2 separate regions of the Homo sapiens genome follow, and region 1 is linked to region 2. The links are chromatin contacts, found by Hi-C or POLR2A ChIA-PET in ENCODE. All regions are on one chromosome and are shown on one strand. The core of a region is the stretch at or near the end of the contact, and the rest is flanking DNA. Distances in the headings are between cores, read along the strand shown. Region 1 overlaps DCDC2 (doublecortin domain containing 2). Region 2 holds the start of MRS2 (magnesium transporter MRS2).

What was found. A loop is a pair of places that touch in the nucleus more often than their neighbours do. ChIA-PET counts read pairs that join two places held with the same protein, here RNA polymerase II (POLR2A). Pooled maps may share reads with other maps.
Region 1: a pooled map shows a loop between it and region 2 (2.0-fold over the local background). The contact joins the enhancer-like site here to the promoter of MRS2 in region 2. A Hi-C loop is called at or near these places in 1 of 50 pooled maps. POLR2A ChIA-PET finds 5 or more read pairs at or near these places in 4 of 52 experiments (Caco-2, HEK293, OCI-LY7 and 1 more).

Annotation. Positions count from the first base shown.
Region 1 is chr6:24,309,679-24,316,482 of GRCh38, forward strand. The region is part of intron 2 of DCDC2 (doublecortin domain containing 2); the gene reads right to left. Among named protein-coding and RNA genes, the nearest start is that of KAAG1, 44 kb to the right of the region's middle. Within about 2 kb of position 3,938, at least 2 of the 41 ENCODE cell types and tissues checked have a DNase peak (open chromatin) inside an H3K27ac peak, as active enhancers do.
Region 2 is chr6:24,396,799-24,404,234 of GRCh38, forward strand. It overlaps MRS2 (magnesium transporter MRS2), which reads left to right and starts at 6,138. Exons shown (of 11, transcript NM_020662.4): 1 at 6,138-6,438. The coding sequence starts at 6,249. RefSeq lists enhancers at 3,095-3,830, 3,831-4,566, 6,775-7,436 and silencers at 3,543-3,837, 4,723-5,017.

The DNA.
Region 1 (6,804 bases), core at 2,688-5,187, 89 kb before region 2:
AAAAACAAATAACATGATAAACTCGATTCTAATCATGCCAGTAATTCAGTAAATTCAAATGAACTAAAAATTCCAACTAAAGGACAGAGACAGGCAGACTGGAAAAAGGAACAAGATCTCACAATATACTGTTTATAAGAGACACACTTTAAATATAAAGACGTGAGTAGGCCAGGTATGGTGGCCCATGCCCATAATCCCAGCAGTTTGGCAGGCTGAAATGGGAGGACTGCTTGAGCCCAGGAGTTCAGGACCAGCTTGGGCAACATAGTGAGACCCTGTCTATTAAAAAAATAATAATTAAAAAAAAGACAAAAACAAGATATGGGTAGGTTAAAACTATGGAAAAAGATATACCAGATAAATATTAATCAAGTAAATTCAGATGTTTTTGGTCAATGCAAAATTACAAAAGAAACATAATATCCATTTTCTTGATTAATTTTCATAGTAGATTTGTATTAAAGTGTTTTTTAAACAAATATACTTTTTATACTTGGCTATGTCTTAGAGAACATTATATCCCATATAATATCTGATGTGCTAAAATATCTTTTTCTAGTATTGTGCTCTTTTGGATGTAAGAAAATCGAGCTCCAAAAAATTAAGCTCCAGAAAATTAAATAAGTATTGTTAATCTGAAATAGTACAGCTCCCGGGTATTTTGGGTATATAATCTTCTATGGTATCAAAGGAAAATACTAACTGCATAACTGGATACTCCATCACAGTTCAGCAATATGTTGTCTCTGAACCCCATCCTTCTGTGACCATTCTCAGTTTCCTATACCAACAACTCCTCCTCCTTGGCTCACATTAAATGTTGGTATTTCCCCCCAAGAATTCCATCTCTGCCTTCCCGGCTTTTAACCCAAACACTCTCTTGGTCAAATTTATCACATGCCATGTTGTTTATGACCAACATCATTTTGCCAATGACAACCAAATCCCTATCTCTAGTCCAAATTTTTCTCCTGACACCAAATCTGTATACCCAGCTGGATATGTCTAATGCTTTTCATTAAAACTAAGATTTGTAAAAGTCTGTCTATACCTAAACAGTCATCAAGTCAGCAGAGTCACTAAAACATAAGAAATTTGTTTTGCATTATTCAGTTTTCATAAATCACCTGCATTTTTTTTCAAAGCAGTTGCAAGAAAATGTTACCACAGGACACATCGTTACCACTGATGAAATCCCAGAGCTCTCCCCACTCAAAATTATTTTATCTGTCCCCTTCTTACCTGCCCCCACAGCCCAAGGCCAGGTCCTCACAAATCCTCTAGGAGCTGCACCTAGCATGGTCTAACCAGGATTCCTGCCTCTAGCATCTTTCCTCTCTCATCCAACTCTGTGTGAATTCATCTTCCTGAAGCACAGACCCAAACATGTGATGTCTCTCTGCAAACACCTATAAAAGCTGCCACTGGCTTCAGATGATGTCCTCGTGTCTTGGACTGGACTTGATTATTTGGATCATATTTGAGCTGACCCCATCCTACCACACTGTAACCTTATTTCTCCTATTGCCACATTTACCATTCACTTGGCTGGATAATTTCTCTCTTCCAAAATGCAAATCATTTTGTCTGAACTTTTCATGCAATACTTTTTATACAATACTTTTTATAAAGTTAACATATTCCCCAATGGCATCAATATTTATGTAGACTGCATATTTATTTGTTTTCTTAGTAAACAGCCTTATCTATAACCAAAAAACCTATTATTGGTGCTTTGAATACAGAATTTGCTCAGTACATACTTTAATTAAACAACAATTAGGACACCAATTTTTGAGCATATATTATGCCCAGAACTGCATCAAATACTTTCCATATGTTACTTTGACTTTTCACAATATCATTCTAAGGTAGTTATTTTCTAATAAATTTACAGTTGTAAAACACATCAGAATTTACAAAAGGTTTTCATTTATATTCACATTTGTTCCTCAAAATAACCTTATGAGGCTACCATTACTCTAATTGTATAGATGGGAAAAGATGAGCCTCCCCATCTCTCAAGGTCATGCAGTAAGCAAAGAAGCAGTCACATGAATCCACTTCTGACTTCCAAACCAGAGTTCTTCCTACTGTGCCTTGCAGCACATACGTTCTCACGTTCACCCAAGTCTGTCTCCCCTTGACTACTATCAAATATTCTTCACATGAGGCTAACAGTACAATTTATGTACAACCTGATGTCAGGCCTCTGAGCCCAAGCTAAGCCATCATATCCCCTGTGACCTGCACATATGCATTCAGATGGCCTGAAGCAACTGAAGAACCACAAAAGAAGTGAAAATAGCCAGTTCCTGCCTTAACTGATGACATTCCACCATTGTGATTTGTTCCTGCCCCACCCTAACTGACCAATTGACCTTGTGACATTCCTTCTCCTGGACAGTGAGTCTCAGGAGCTCCCCACCGAGCACCTTGTGACCCCCACCCCCGCCTGCAAGAGAACAACTCCCCTTAACTGCAATTTTCCACTACCTACCCAAATCCTGTAAAACTGCCTCACCCCATCTCCCTTTGCTGACTCCTTTTTCGGACTCAGTCTGACTGCACCCAGGTGATTAAAAAGCTTTATTGCTCACACAAAGCCTGTTTGGTGGTCTCTTCACATGGACACGTAACACCTCAGTGGAATGAAAATTAAAATCTGTTAATCCCAGTAACTTCTAGAAATTCCATAATCCAGGGATGGTGGCAAAATCAGGCCAGCCACGGAAATATTTTGGAAAGAATCTCTTTACCGGCATTGTTATATAATAATATTTTTTTTTAAATTCCAATTGCACTAACCAGTGAGAAACTAGTTAGAGAATATGTCTTTAATTATAACGAACAAGCTGTCTGGAACATTCCCAGAAGGGTCCAGTTAGTTTCTATGAGCTGATGAAACCACTCATCTCTACCTGGGTCCTATTGGTCCCCATGTTGCTGTACCCAGTACACAGGCTGATTTCCAAAGGAAAGGTTAGGGCTTATCTGTCAAGTGTGGATTATCATTCCTTATTCAGATGGCTATTTTCCTCCCAATAATGGATACCATAGCATCGGTTTGCATATTTTGCCTTTTGTACTGTGATCTAAATGAATACCTCCATTCACTGAGACAGGAAAACAACTCAAACCAAATTAACAAACAAACAGATGATATGCTATTCAAAACAAAGCAAAGTAAAATATTTCTTTTTTAACCTAAAAATGACCCAGAAGATAAGATACCCATCATAAGTAATACCTTCTTTGGAAAACTCTTCAATGTAAGTATATATTAAGTAAATGTTTATATTCCTAAGTCTTCTCAGGAAATTTTGATGCTTCAAATCAGTTTTCATACCACAAATTTTTAAGCTATTGAAATTCTGGTTTGATTTTTCTCTTTATTGTTTTCTGTGGAATATATCACCACAGAAATATTTCCACAGATGATCCTAAGCATTCTGAATATATAATGTTAAGCCTCAAGTGTACTAACTTATTCTAAAAATAATTATTTGCAATGGGCACTTACAAGAAAATAAATGTTACTTGAATACTTGTTAAGGTATTCACAAGTAAATGCCCATGGGTTTCCCTAATGCTATGCTTAAGAGAATAATATGGCCCCCATAAAGTTAAAAAATAACCAATTAACTCAAGAGAATTCTCAGAAGTCTACAGGAACTGCCACTAAGCAAGCACTGGGGAAAAAAAAAATAAAAGTATTTGGGGATTGTTTGTCTTTTCTTTTGTATTCTTTCTTAACTTACTACACCATACTTAGATTTCACCATTGCCATTTTTTGTTTTTGTTTTATTTTCCCAAATGGGATTTTGGTTATCAAACATATCTAGGCAGTGGAATGTAAATTTTCCACTAGGAATGCAGAGCAGCTGACAGTGTGTACATAACAATGCAAGATAAAAGTGAGCAATGCTGAGTATGCAGCGGGCAGCCCGTGTGGGCGGGTGCAGCTTCCACCTGCAAGGAAATAAGTCATTTAGCCCCCAGGATTCCCACTGGAGAATGTGCCAACTGTACATGATCTACATTCAGTCCTTCAGAAATACTATGAAAGCTGTGAACCCACCAACAGATGGCAAGAAAAGGGAAGCTAACATTTTTGGCAAATATTAGTTTTTCACCCACAATGTGCTGGCTTTATGATCTCTTCAGAGGATTCAGCAGAGGAGGACAGACGGGGTCCCCACTCTCACTGAGCTTACAGGGATGGCAGACAGTAAAGGGGTAAAGGGAAGAATAAGGTGGTGCAGCTTATTCAGGAGCACTGGACTGGGAGTCAGCTCCTAGCCCTAGAAGCGCAGCTCCTCACTGAGTTTCCGGAGGCAGTCACTTCACCAATATGGGTGACTTGCATACTCAGCTACAGGATGAGGGCACTGCATTTCAGCAATCTCTCCAAGTTCTCACATTCTCCAAAAATACTAAAGTGTTATTAAAATACAAGTTATTTCAAACAAAAATAGAGCTTTTAAAATTAAACTATTAAAAATATGAGCCAGGCATGGTGGCTCATGCCTGTAATCCCAGCACCTTGGGAGGCCAAGGCAAGAGAATCACTTGAAGCTCAGAGTTCGAGACCAGTCTGGGCAACATAGTGAGACCTTGTTTCTACAAAAAGGTTTAAAATTAGCTAGGTGCAGTGGCTCATTCCTATAATCCCAGCTACTCAGGAGGCTGAGGTGGGAGGATTGCCTGAGCCTAGGCGTTCCAGGTTGAAATGAGCTATGATCATGCTACTCTATATATTCCAGTCTGGGCAACAGAGCAAGACGTTGTCTCAAAAAAAACAAAAACAAAAACAAAAAAGCACTAAAATTAAAACTAAAAATATGGCCTTACTAACCCTAAATGTCAAACAATTGCTAAGGCAATAGGAACCTCCAAAATGGAACAAATCATCATTATGAACATCAATGGAATCCGATATAGGAATCTTCTCATAACTGTTTAAAAAAATGAACATTGACTAGATCAGCTAGGTTTTTAATATAATAACCTATAAACTTCAGTTTCAATTGCTTACTAGATGCCACATTTCACAAGGCAAACGTGATAGTAATTAAATTTGAATAAGTGTCAGTGTTGGAAAAAAGTCCGGAAGATCAGAAACCCTTCCTAACAGGGTCACAACTGTTCAGCAACAGACCAATGATGCTGCTAACTTGCATTGTTCTAGGTGGTTTCAAGGTAGAGAAACGTGTCCTGTCCTTAACCAAAACTGATATACTAGTGCTAAGTGCTTGAGATCTTTCAAAAGAAATATATTTTTCTTGTAATAGGACTAAAACCTAAATTTAAGAATCTGAGCATGTTTCCCACTCAAATTAATCCTGCCTCAGCAGTTCATGTCCGTTTTCCCCATTGCTATATAATAGCTATACCTCTCTGATAGATATACTAGTGGAATACACTTTGATTTCCAAAAACACACTTTAAGGGCAATGTTCCAGGATGGAAAATGATATTGATCTTTGCTTTTTTTTTTTTTTTAAATAACCAGCCCCATAAATAGTCCCAGATAATGCATGTTTCTGTAGCTCCTTAGCGAAGCACTTACACCTTAAGGAACCTCCTAGAACCAAGTCGTCCACACCAGCCACCAGCCTTTACTGCAGTGGTTGAGGACATCTGAAGAACCCCAATGCAGAGAAGAAAGCCTTCCATACATGATACTCCCCTTCCAAAGGAAGAGACAGGCCCTAAGAGGCACCCCACATTCTGAAATCAGAAGCTGTCTACAGTAAATCGTCTATGTACCTCCTAGTTTATTTACTATCCACAGAGAGGGCTCATTCATTCAATGACATCTATCAGTCATCTACTGTGTGACAGGCACTGGACTAAGTGTTGAGTATTTGTTGGTAAATAAAATAGTCAAGACCCCTGCCTTCATGAAGCCCACAAAATAACAGAGAGGGTTAGTGATACACAAAAAAATAAGAAATCAAACCAAAAAAATACTTTGGGAGCAGAAAGGAGGCTGGAGTAGCTGGAGTGCAGTAGGGAGAAGGAGGAAAGGACAGGCTGGCGGGCACAATGCAGGGCCTCCTACACCAAAGAAAGAAGGCTAAGTTTCAGCCTAAGCATAATTAGACTCCACTGCAGATTTTTATAAACATCACCCCAGCTGCCACATGGAGAAGAGACTGCAGAAAGCAAGAATGGAAGCAAGGAGACCAAAAAGGAGGCTGGTGAGTTATCCAAGTCAGAGATGGTGGTAGCTTTTCCTGGGGGATGACTGAGGAAAAAAAGAAAAGTGGGTGAAGCCTAGATACATGTTTGCAGTAGAAGCTGGAACTTGCTGAAAGAAGTTTGTGGCTAGTAAGCGAAGGAGACCTGGAACAGTCAGGTGGACAGTGATGCTGTCTACTGGGACAGAGAACATTTGCACTTGCTGTGGATCCAGAGTTCAGTCTTGGACATTACATCTGAGATGCCTATGAGACCTCCAGATAGAGGTGCCATTCATGCAGGCAGGCTGGGGCTCCATGAAGTCAGGGCTAGAGACACAGATGTGGGAGTAATCAGCATACTGATCATATTTAAAGCCATGAAAATGAAAGTGTTCAGCAACGAAGAGAGTAGAAAGCAAAGAAAATGGTTCAGGACCAAGCTTTGGGGTTGGGTAATGGAGGAGAAAAAAATTCCAGAGGACTCAGGAGAAAAGTGGACAGGGAGGTAGGAGAGTGCAATGGTAAGGGGTAAACCAAGAGAGCGAACCATTTCAGAAGCTAAGAGAGAAGGATCAGCTGTATGGATGCCACTAATGGAAATATTAAGATAAA
Region 2 (7,436 bases), core at 4,888-7,387:
GAGTTTAATTGATGCAAGGTCAGCCACACCAGAGATGAGGTTATTACTTGACCCAGTCTCCCTGAAGGCTCAGAGTCTAGGGTTTTTATGGACAATTTGGTGGGCAGGGGGCTAAGGAACAGGTGCTGCTGATTGGTTGGGGATGAAATCACAGGGGCTGGAAAATGGTCCTCATGCACTGAGTTCTCCTCTAGGTGGAACCACAGGACAGGCTGAGTCATAAGTCATGAATTTGAGTGGGGTCAGTCTGAAAAACATCTCAAAGGGCCAATCTTAGGTTCTACAGTGATGATGTTATCTATAGGAGCAATTGAGAAAGCACAAATCTTGTGATCTCTGGCCACACGACTCCTGAACAGTAAGGGATTATAGAACATATGCCCACATTTTAGCAGAACTCAGACTCCTTCCATAATCCTAATCTTGGGCCTTTCACTAGTCTCATGAAGGTGGTTTCAGCCCCGAAACAAGCAGGAAGGGGGTAGTTTTAGGGTAGGACTATTATCCTTGCTTCAAAGTTAAGCTATAAACCAAATTCCTCCATGGTTAGTTTGGCCTATACCTAAGAACAACCAAGGACAGCTTGGAGGTCAGAAGCAAGATGGAGTCAACTACATCAGATATCTCTTACTGTGATAATCTTTGCAAAGTGGTTTCACAGGTCCCTTTTCCTGTTACTCTATTAAAGCTGCTCCTATGAAGATCACCAATAAGTTCCATAGTGTCATGTCCAATATAGACAATTCTCATTTCTTATTTTACCCATCAGAAAATTTTGACATAACTTATCACTTCTTCATTCATGCAACAGTAGGGACCAAGAGAAACTTCCCCTTCAGCCACTGAAAGTTTGCTAAAAAAATCAACCCACAAAAGGCAGATTGATTGGAGACAAGGCAAATTGTATAAATGTGTACACAGGGAGAATCACAGGGTGATTACACAACCTCCAACAGGGTTAAGAAGCTTATATACCACCCTGGCAAAATAGGCTATGGGAGGGAGTAGAAGAGGAATTCTATTGAGGGGATTACTAGGGAGAATGAATGGATCAGGGAACAGAGATGAACATGAACATTACCCTGTCAAAGGGTGTGTTCAAGCATGGTTACATTCTTGGTTTTTCAGGGAGGAGAAGAGACAGTTGTTTCTTTTAATGGGTCTGGATCTTAGGTTAAAAAAAAACGTTAACTTCATCTTTGGAAGACTCAGTTGGCAGGGGGTGGTGCCAGCGAGACCTTGAGGCTTCTTCAGTTTAACATGTCAAAACATATTTTGGGGTAGCAGTTTCTGAACCCCAACTAAATAACTTTCTTTACTTGGCTTCTAGGATTCCACCCTCTGATTCTATTTCTTTCTTTGTCACTCCTCATACTCTTCTGCTGGATCTATCTCATCTTCTTAACAATTCAATATGAGAGGATCTAGAGCTCAATTGTATGATGACTTTTTCTCTGACTCACTTCTTGGGAGACTTTTTTTTTTTTTTGAGATGGAGTTTTGCTTTCCCCCAGGCTGGAGTGAAGTGGGGCAATCTTGGCCCACTGCAACCTCTGCCCCCCGGGTTCAAGCGATTCTCCTGCCTCAGCCTCCCGAGTAGCCAGGATTATAGGCGCCTGCCACCATACCCCAATAATTTTTATATTTTTAGTAGAGACGGGGTTTCGCCACGTTAGCCAGGCTGGTTTCAAACTCCAGACCTCAGGTGATCCACCAGCCTCGGACTCCCAAAGTGCTAGGATTACAGGGGTGAACCACTGTGCTCGGCCTTCTTGGGAGATCTCTTCCAATCTTGTGGCTTTAAATATTCTATACAGTCTCAAATGTAACTATCTATCTCCAACACCTTCCCTGAATTCCAGGCTGCTTACTTGACATCTACACTCAGATATCTGTCTAGGACATCTCTCGAAGTTAACATTCAAAACCAAATGCCATGCCATAGTTTTTGTTGTTCTTGTTTTTGTTGTTGTTCTTGTTGTTGTTGTTGAGACGGGAGTTTCACTCTTGTTGCCCAGGCTGGAGTGCAATAGTGCGATCTTGGCTCACCGCACCCTCCACCTCCGGGTTCAAGTGATTCTCCTGCCTCGGCCCCCTCAGTAGCTGGGATTACAGACATGCACCGCCACAGCCAGCTAATTTCGTATTTTTAGTAGAGATGGGGTTTCTCCACGTTGGTCAGGCTGGTCTCGATCTCCCAACCTCAGGTGATCCGCACACCTTGGCTTCCCAAAGTGCTGGGATTACAGGTTTGAGCCACAGTTTTCAATTAAAAACTTCTCCTTTCTGGCCAGGCATGGTGGCTCACGCCTGTAATCCCAGCACTTTGGGAGGCCAATGCGGGTGGATCACAAGGTCAGGAGATCGAGACCATCCTGGCTAACACGGTGAAACCCCATCTCTGCTAAAAATACAAAAAATTAGCTGGGCGTGGTGTCAGGCGCCTGTAGTCCCAGCTACTTGGGAGGCTGAGGCAGGAGAATGGCGTGAACCCGGGAGGCGGAGCTTGCAGTGAGCAGAGATCACACCACTGCACTCCAGTCTGGGCGACAGAGCGAGACTTCGTCACAAAAAACAAAACAAACAAAAAAAAAACTGCTCCTTTCCAAAATTCCCTATCTCAGTAAATAGCACCAGCAAGGCCCTGCTGTTCGGGATACACATTTTGGAGCAACATCTATGCCTCTCTTTCTCTTATATCCCATCTGCAAATGTTGTCAACTCAGCCTTCAATATATGGTACCAAGCCCAACTCATCTTCCCCTCTCCACCATCCCCACCTTAGCCCAAACCATCATCACCATCTCTCTGCTTCCAATTGCCTCTCTGTAGTCTCTTTCCCACACAGCAAGAGTGACCCATTTAAACATAAATCAGATTGTTACCTCTGCTCATTACCTCTCTGCTCGAAGTCCTCCAATGGTTCCCACCCTTCTCAGAAAAATCTTTGCCACGAATTACGAGGCTGTACGTCTGGACAGGTTCCAGAGTTTTCCTTAGACTTTGCAAAAGTTATCTTAGAGCTGTCTCATTGTGCTGGGTGCAAATTTTGTTTTAAAGAGAAAGTTATCACATATTTTCTCAAAGAAGCATCTCTGAAGGCATGTAATATGTTTGAAATACTTATCTCATCATTAAAGCTTTAGTAAAATGAAAAATCTACCAGCCATGTTCTCTATACTCAGCGATTTTCCAGACTTCAACGCCCTGGAAGCAATGATTAAAGTTTTTCTTTGCCTTCAATTATCTGAAGGGTTGGGCTGCCCCTCCACACCTGTGGGCATTTCTCATCAGGTAGAATGAGAGACTTGGAAAAGAAAGAGACACACAGACAAAGTATAGAGAAAGAAAAATGGGCCCGGGGGACTGGCGCTCAGCATACAGAGGACCCGCGCCGGCACCGGCCTCTGAGTTCCCCTAGTATTTATTGATCATTATCAGGTGTTTCCTGGAGAGGGGGATGTGGCAGGACAATAGGATGATAGTGGAGAGAAGGTCAGCAGGTAAACACGTGAACAAATGTCTCTGCATCATAAACAAGGTAAAGAAAAAAGTGCTGTGCTTTTGATGTGCATATACATAAACATCTCAATGCCTTAAAGAGCAGTATTGCTGCCAGCATGTCCCACCTCCAGCCCTACGGCGGTTTTCCCCTATCTCAGTAGATGGAATATACAATCGGGCTTTACACTGAGACATTCCATTGCCCAGGGACAAGCAGGAGACAGATGCCTTACTCTTATCTCAAATGCAAAGAGGCGTTCCTTCCTCTTTCACTAATCCTCCTCAGCACAGACCCTTTACGGGTGTCGGGCTGGGGGACGGTCAGGTCTTTCCCCTCCCACGAGGCCATATTTCAGACTATCACATGGGGAGAAACCTTGGACAATACCTGGCTTTCCCAGGCAGAGGTCCCTGCGACCTTCTGCAGTGTTTTGTGTCTCTGGGTACTTGAGATTAGGGAGTGGTGATGACTCTTAACAAGCATGCTGCCTTCGAGCATTTGTTTAACAAAGCACATCCTGCACAGCCCTTAATCATTTAACTCTGAGGTGACATAGCACATGTTTCAGGGAGCACAGGGTTGGGGGTAGGGTTACAGATTAACAGCATCTCAAGGCAGAAGAATTGTTCTTAGTACAGAACAAAATGGAGTCTCTTATGTCTACTTCTTTCTACACAGACACAGTAACAATCTGATCTCTCTTTCTTTTCCCCACATTATCAAGTCAAACATCCTCTCTTCTGTGAAGGCTTCTCTTTGTGCACTGCCCTCCTACTCCATCCCCAGTCCCAGTACCCTGCAGAATAAAATGTTTCTATCTCTGTCTCCTTAGCTTTGTGTCCATACATAGATATTGAAAGGAAGTCTGTGGAACTTGTGTCTGCCTTGTATTACTACTGTGGAAGGGACAATAAATTTATTAACTCATATTTTTAAAATATGCATACATACTGTATTTAACCTAAGACTTTTTTCATATTTTAAAGACTGGAATTGAGATATGTCTTTCAATCTACATGTTTAGAAAGCATAACTTATCAGTTTTTTTTTCTTTCTTGGTGGTACATAAAATAATGGTACCTTAAAATTGATGCTATCTTACATTTTATTAAATATGGAATAGAAATCTTATGTGTCTGTGCTCCTCATTCTTTATAGCAAAAGTTTAATACATGACATCATTCCATATGACAGTTGATTATTTTTGCCACTACTGGGGCTCAAACCATAATACCCCAAAATATGATGTTTTGGCATGCTGAGTCTTTGGGGTTTGTTTGTTTTGAGATGGGAGTCTCACTCTGTCGTACAGGCTGGAATGCAGTACAGGCTGGAATGCAATGGCATGATCTGGGCTCGCTGCAACCTCCACCTCCTGGATTCCAGCAATTCTTATGCCTCAGCCTTACAAGTAGCTGGGATTACAGGCACCTGCAACCACACCCGGCTAATTTTTGTATTTTTAGTAGAGACGGGTTTTGCCATGTTGGCCAGGCTGGTCCTGAACTCCTAACCTCAAGTGGTCCACAACATTGGCCTCCCAAAGTGCTTGGCTCCCAAAGTGCTGGATTACAGGCATGAGGCACCACGCCCGGTGGCATGTTGAGTCTTTGAATTAAAGGAAATTAAAAGGGTCTCAGAAAGAAGCCTAAAAATCAAGGCCTCTCTCTCTCACCTTCCCCCTTCCTTTTGTCTCTCTGATACTCTTACTTTTTCCAAGCACCTGAAGGGGCTCTCTTTTCCTGCACAGCCAGATAAGGAATTTCCTTATCTGACAGAGAAAACTCTTTTCCAAAGAAATGCAATTGTCTTAAAACCCGTTCCTTAGGAATCGCATTAAATAATCAGAAGAGATTAATCACCCAGAGAAGAGACAAAAACTGAAAGTCATAGCCACACTGAGACTTTTCATAGATACTTCTGAGGGTAGCTCCAAGAGATTACCTGGGAAACTTTACCTGTATAATAGGACAATTTTTGTTCAGAGTGAAGTTTCACAGCTTGTCCACAAGCGATTGTTTGTACTTCTGTCCCACTGAATGTCCAAGGAGAATCATTTGCAAACCACTGTCTGGCTTTCGGGCCCATTCATACCTATCTCCCTCTACTCAACAAAGAAGGGTATACAAGCATCTGGACCTTAATTGAGTTATTGAGTAATCACTCTTCTGTGATTTTTCCCTATGCACGTTAAGCAAATTTTGTATGCCTTTTTCTCCTGCTAATCTGTCTACTTAGTTCATTCCAGCAACTTTCAGAGGGCAAAAGTAGGAGCTTTCCCTCTTGCTCCCTACACCACGTTAAATTTAAATATAAATTAAATGATGTGGGAATGGGTAACCTGCTCATTTCCAAACTGCAATTTTCATAGGTATGAAAATTCTCCACAAACTACAAAACCATGACACTCCAAGCGCCCAAGAACCTAGGTTGGACAGCTCACTTAGTGCAGGTAAACGTGCTCCACCCATCTCCCAGCCCGCCTGCCCCCTCACTTAGGTACAGGTGCAGGTACAGGTAGGCAAGCAAACGTCTATTGGCTGTGGACTTAACAGGCTCGCCCACAGGTACCTTCCGAGCATGCGTGGGGAAGTAGCACGCAGGCGCGGCACGCCCCGCGCATGCCTGGTGCACAGAGTCTGCAGGTCGGGCGGTAGCGACAGGTCAGAGCTGCGGCCTGAGCAGCCAGCGTCCGGCATGAAGGTCTGGGGTCTGGCTGCTGCCTGCTTCTTGCTCCAGCACCATGGAATGCCTGCGCAGTTTACCCTGCCTCCTGCCCCGCGCGATGAGACTTCCCCGGCGGACGCTGTGTGCCCTGGCCTTGGACGTGACCTCTGTGGGTCCTCCCGTTGCTGCCTGCGGCCGCCGAGCCAACCTGATTGGAAGGAGCCGAGCGGCGCAGCTTTGCGGGCCCGACCGGCTCCGCGTGGCAGGTACTGCCCTTCCCCGGCAACAGCCTTGGGACGCTGGTCTTGCAGTGACCTTAGACTGCTGCCCCAGCCGTCCGGCGCGGCGCGCCTGTTGCTCCGCGCCCTCCGCAGGCCTCGGCCTCCCGCGTGTCCTGTGAGCTTGCACAGGCCCGCGGGCCGAGCTGCGTCCCACTCGCTCAGAATGCGACCTTGCTATGTGCGCTGTGCCCTGCCGGGGTCCCAGCGGCCAACCCTCTGCCTTCTCCTCCACCGCCCTTGCTGCAGATTATGTAACCATAGGAACAACCTAGGAATCGTTTACAGACCGTGATCACGTTAGTTAACACCCGCTTAAGTGCTCTTGTAAGAGGTTTTTTCTGTGTTGTTTTTGAGACAGGGTCTTACTATGTTGCCCAGGCTGGACTCAAACTCCTTGCCTCGAGCCATCCTAACGCATTAGCCTCGCAAAGCGCTGGGATTACAGGCGTGAGCCACCACACCTGGCCGAGAGGTGTTTTTAAACAAGGATTTCATCTGTTCGGAAGTCATAAGTATAAATTAATACTTCCCTGTTTTCTGTTTCTTCGTTATGGACACATTTATACAGTTGTCCAGTTGCACGGAGATTGGGGACGCACCTAGAAGTGAGGCTAAAGACTGAGTTGTTTCTGAGAACGACTTACTTTCAACTACAGTACTCTATAAGTAAACAGCCAGGGAGATCGGATTGAGAAAAAAAAATCTTATTTGCTGTTTATTTTTTCACCAAATGTTGAAGCATGGTGAAAAGTTAAGATTTTCACAAATGTGAGTGCAAATATTTGAGGAATAAAAGGTATTGAAATGAATGACTTTATTAAGAACATAGCAGTGTCCTCAAATATGTTTTCTCAATTGTGCTCTCAAAAGCCTCCCAAAGTAACTCCTCGTCAGCACCTCATTCTCCACTTATTGGAGAGGCTAAGTTGGGTTACATGCTCTGCACCCTCAATTGATAATGCTTGGGAATCCAGTTTCAGCAA